2 separate regions of the Mus musculus genome follow, and region 1 is linked to region 2. Evidence: chromatin loops called from intact Hi-C (ENCODE). Cell type or tissue: heart. All regions are shown on one strand.

Region 1 (2,500 bases), 78 kb after region 2:
GTGGGGAGGAAAACAAACGTCTAGCTTCCTGGAAGTCACTCTGTAGACCAGGCTGGCCTCTGCCTCCCAAGTGTTGGGATTAAAGGCGTGAACCACCACACACCCATTCATTTCCAACCGTGGCTTGAGCATGCTCACAGCTTCTCATCTCTAGCTTCATTCATTTCACAAATAGCTGTTGAGCAAGGTATTTTAAGGTAACAAGCAGTACACAAGCATAGGAACCCGCCCATGCCCCTAAGGAGTTCCCAATTTAGTATAATCTAAACGCATTCAAAGGCATTAGAGAACCTATCCCCAGTCCCGGGTGACTTTTGAGGTTCAGCATTTTCAATCACTAACAAAAACTCTGCCTTGATCTTGTGATAGGAAGAGCCACACTAACGTGGGAACGAGACTTTCAATCGTAAGATTTACCACCTTTCTCTCTTTCCTTCTTTCTTCCTTCCTTCCTTTTTAATTTGTAAACCTGTCCCCAAACAATCCACAAACGGTATCACAAAGCTCTGAGAAACCCCTTAAGGTTTCTCTTTGGAGGCAGCTTGTAGTTCTCAGGCTTGGCTGCAGTTGGGATCAACTGCGTGTTTCTGAGCTTGCTAACCCCCGCGCCGCATCTCCACGTACGGTCGGGAGCCTTGGAAACAGCAGAACAGGGAGCGGGAAACAGCAGAACTTCAACTCTCCAGGGGGTTCCTTTGCGCAGCCAAAGTTAAGAACTACTGTTACCTAGCACTTTGCCCTTGAAATAGATCAGACCCGACCCACGCACGCACACACACACTCCTCCACGCCAGAACCCTCCACTGCTCCCCTCGCCCACGCCACTAGCAGTTTCCCAGAGAGTTTCGTGTTTCCCAGCTCCAGCGCCGGATGCCATACTCCCCCGCATGGAGTTGCACGCTGGGCAGCTAAGCTTGGCTGGAGTTTTTTTGGCTTCAGCATTGCACCTGTGCAGAGTGGCGGGATCGGCGGCGTTACCCTTTTTCCCGCCACTTCTTGGGATCCCGGGCCTGGGAGTGGGGAAGCACCCCGGGCGCCGCGCTCAGAGGCCGGGAGAAAGCGCGCAGCCGGCGCGGCCCGAGGGCCCCGGTACTCACGCAAGTGCCACCCAGCTTGTGACTCTCCACCACCGCGGCCCTGGCGCCGAGCTCCGCCGCCCGCCGCGCGCTGGCCAGCCCGCCGGAGCCGCCGCCGATCACCAGGTAGTCGAAGGAAGAGGTGTCCGGGGCCGGGGGCTGCGGCTCGCCGGGACTCGCCATGGCGCAGGTGAGCGCGCGCGCTGCCCGCCGCAGGCTCGGGGCCGCGCCCACGCCCAGCGCCCGGGGCAGCAGCGCCATGCGCGGAAGTGCGCGCCGGGAGCGGGGTGCAGCGTCGCCGTGACTAAGCACCGCGCCCGAGGGCCCCTGTCCCCGCCCCGCAGCGCGTGGACCGAGGGCGAGAACGTGCAGGTTTTGTTTCCCCACCCCCAGCTTCTCGGATTCCTGCAGGCCTTAACCTACTTTCCGCTTTCAGGGCACTTGGTACTCGTAAAATGAAGAAGAAAAAAAGGCTGGAATAATGAGTGGAGTGGCCGAAATGATTTTTTGTGATCCATAGAGGAAGCTTAAAGAACGGACTGAGATGGAGCTGCCAACTAAACCGGCCAAGATCCCCGAGAACAATGTGTAGTTCATATAAGCACCAGGCTGGGAGCCCCACGGCTAAGAAATGAGGAACACAGGGCCCCTAAGCCCCACACTCCAAGCTGGATATTACGAATCAGAATGCTATACAGTCTGTTGAGGCTTTTTTGTTTTGTTTTGTCTTGTTTTATTTTCTGTTTAAGAAGTAGCCAGGCAGTGGTGGCGCACGCCTTTAATCCCAGCACTCAGGAGGCAGAGGCAGGCAGATTTCTGAGTTTGAGGCCAGGCTGGTCTACAGAGTGAGTTCCAGGACAGCCAGGGCTACACAGAGAAACCCTGTCTCGAAAACACCAAAAAATAAAAAATAAAAAAATAAAAAATAAATAAAAAGTAATATGACTTGGGAGATAGAAGGAACGTGGGTTCAAGATCATCAAGGAAGAAGGCAGATTTTTCCTTCTGGTAGAGTACCCTGTAATAAATGTAGACAGAATAATAACTTGAGAACATTTACAAGGTCACAGTGACCAAGCGGCTTTCTTGGGAACCATTAATGATTGCTAAGATCACCGAGTTAAAGTTTGATGGGGATATAGAGTTGTGTAAAGATAGATAGATACAGATAAACACACGAAGAAAGCACCCCACCACCACCCCCACACACACAGGCACACAAACTCCTACTTGATCACAAAAGGGAAACCAACTTTTCTGCCGGCACCGCCTTGTCCTAAAGATCAAGATTAAATACTGCTAAGTCATAAGAAACGTGCCGTTGTGAGGCAATAACCAGTATTCAATTAAACTTACACAACCATCCTGCTTCTTTAAAACATTCAGCGGCTGGAGAGCAGTTAAGAGCCCCGGCTGCTCTTCCA
Region 2 (2,500 bases):
CATGTGTCCCAGCCCTGGAACCCTAGCAAAGCTTTCTGAAATAAGAGAGACCTCTCTATATGATGATACCAACAAAGGCACCCAGAGCAAGCGGTTTACTCTCCGGAGTTCCAACTAACTTTTCCTCCTTTTGCAACCAACATCTGTACTGCAGTGCACATCTTAGGGCTAACCTGGGTGGTAAAGAAACTATATCCACGTCTACTTTACATTAATCTGGTCAATCAAAAGCCCCGAACAGGATGTTACGACCGAGAGCTGGTACGTTTCACGGTGGATAGCTACCGGAAAACTAACATTTCAAATCTTCAGGCTCCACTGTCCAGTTCTTTCCTACCCCAGAATCTGCAATCTTCCAGCAGCCTGTCTGTCTACTCTGTCTCTCGCTTCACGGCTCGCCCCCGAGTACCGGAGCACATCAGGAAAACGGAGCGCAGAGTTCGATCGGGAAAATACCTCTCGACTCCTCCGAAAACTCACAACCTCAAAAAGTTTAAAGCAGCATTAGAAAAGCCAGTCGGGAGGGGACGCCATGGTGGTCCCCCCAACTCCACACAGGGATGAGCTCGGCTGCTGTGGTTGTGGCCAAGAAGCGGTCGGCACCATCCGCTCGCCCACCCGGAATCCTTCCCGCTTTCCAACCCGAAAGTTTGCTGTATGGACGTCCGGCCTAAAAGACAATGCTGGCTGGGGCGAGCCCCTCCTCTCGGGGGCTCGGCTTTGGAGAACGGCTCGGCGGCGTGGCGTCCACGCGCGCGTCCCCTCGGAAGACGCGTCCCGCTTCGGGGCAGCCGAGTCCCACGCGGGACTCGTCCCCCTTCGCCCGCCGCCGCAGTCCCTACCTCAGCGCCCGCAGCCCGCGCCGCCTCCCAGCCTCCGCCTCGGCCGCACGCACGCACGCACTCACGCACGCACACACCCGCCCACCGCGGGCCCGCTTCCCGCCCCCCGCCGCCGTCGCGGCGCGCACGCCCAACACGGACCTGCCAAGGGGGTCGAACCCGAGGCGGCCGTGGTGGTGGCGTTGGCGACACAGCCCCGGCCCCGCCCTCCACTTCCTGGTGCGGCGGCTAGGACGCTCGCTCCCAGCAACCACCGCGACGCCGCTCCGAAAAGGCGCCTGCGTCACGGCGTGCTCCGCCCCGAGTTTCCATGACGACCGGAGCGCGCTCAAAGGCTGCCGGTAGCCACGTTTACTCTACCAGCTCTGCTCTAGGGAAGAACGGAAAGCCGCTTTTCTTGGCACAAAGTCGGAGCAGCTCCTTCAGCCGGCTCTGGAGTCTAACCCAACCGGCAACATTACCAATAAATCTGTCATATTTTTTGGAGGGTGGGTGGTTTTGGTTATTTGAGACAAGGTCTTCCTGTGTTGCCCTGATTGGCCTGGAACTTGAATTAAAGTTGCAGAGATCGTTCTGCCTCGGCCTACCAAGTGCTGCTCCATGCCAAGCTTTTTTATTTTATTTCAAATACCACTCACCAGAACCACCTTTAACAAGTGGCGGGGGGCTTGGGGGTGGGAGGGACAGTCTAGCAAAGGCAAACTCAACATAGAATTCAACTTCTGGACTTCAACCTCAAAACTTACAGCTCAGCTTCTGCGCTTCGAACACCGGCTCTTTTCATACCTGTGACCTGTCTTTGATTTTTTGGGGGACAATATAAGATGTGGGTGCGATATTTGGCAACAACAACAAATAATAATAATTGGCCCATCCTGCACCCTACAACTATCCTTGTTTGTACAGCCTAATCCAGTATTTAAATATCCCATAGCTGTAGTTTATTAGTACTAATTACTTTGGGTCTTAGTTTTGTATGTCCCGCCCCCCCCCCAACATAGGATACTAGTGATGATGCAGAAACTAACTTTGTATAACTAAATTTTTGTCAGGTCCAAAGGAGAGTCCAATTCTTCAAACTTCAAATGACAGTCCGAAGATCCACTAGTTAACTTAATCTGGACTATACGAGGAGTTCTAACAACTGACAAAAGACGGCGGCATTCCTCCGGAACTTGTGAAGCTCTAGTTTCTGTCTAGGAAAATGACTCATTTCCCTTTCCTCCAGCAAAAGTGACTTATGGCTCTCCAATTAACATGTCAGCACAAGGTGCAAGCCCGGCAGCCTCCAGACTCCCTCAGTCCCTACAAGCACTTATACATTTCAAAGCCTGCTCACCAGTCCCCTGGCCCTTCCCACCCGCCCACCGATTACTCATTCTTCTTGTTCACTCTTCTCCGCTCCTGCTGCTGCTTTTCTCAATAAGCTTCCCCTATTTTCTATCAGTGGCCATTTTCCCGTTTCTTGTAGACAGTCCTGGCAAAGCCCAGTCTGCTACACATGGTCAATCTACTACTTTCTCTCTCTGCCCTGGACTCTCCAGATCCCTGTGGCTGTTCTCACTCTCATGTCTCCAATAAAAACCTTAGCCATAACATGGGGTGGTCATGTTGGCAGTTTCTTCACCACACCCCTCTTGTATACATCCAGTGCCAAA

Evidence for each region. Peaks named below come from ENCODE experiments on the same cell type or tissue, not always from the same donor. Only the 100,000 strongest peaks of a DNase experiment are listed, where the experiment ranks them.
Region 1: a loop joins it to region 2, with 4 times the contacts of the local background. A loop is called at or near these places in 8 of 42 quality-filtered maps.

Annotation. Positions count from the first base shown.
Region 1 is chr8:33,652,377-33,654,876 of GRCm38, reverse strand. Gsr (glutathione reductase) reads right to left here and starts at 1,639. Exons shown (of 13, transcript NM_010344.4): 1 at 1,098-1,639. The coding sequence starts at 1,337. It overlaps Gm33433 (a long non-coding RNA gene), which reads right to left. Exons shown (of 3, transcript XR_870309.3): 3 at 2,001-2,500. In heart, no CTCF peak of the experiment used is centred here; a DNase peak (open chromatin) is centred at 1,366; H3K4me3 peaks cover 1,873 bases; H3K27ac peaks cover 1,738 bases.
Region 2 is chr8:33,730,472-33,732,971 of GRCm38, reverse strand. It overlaps Gtf2e2 (general transcription factor II E, polypeptide 2 (beta subunit)), which reads right to left and starts at 905. Exons shown (of 8, transcript NM_026584.3): 1 at 843-905. 1700104B16Rik (a long non-coding RNA gene) reads left to right here and starts at 485. Exons shown (of 2, transcript XR_004691281.1): 1 at 485-1,183; 2 at 1,895-2,438. In heart, no CTCF peak of the experiment used is centred here; a DNase peak (open chromatin) is centred at 1,011; H3K4me3 peaks cover 1,631 bases; H3K27ac peaks cover 2,174 bases.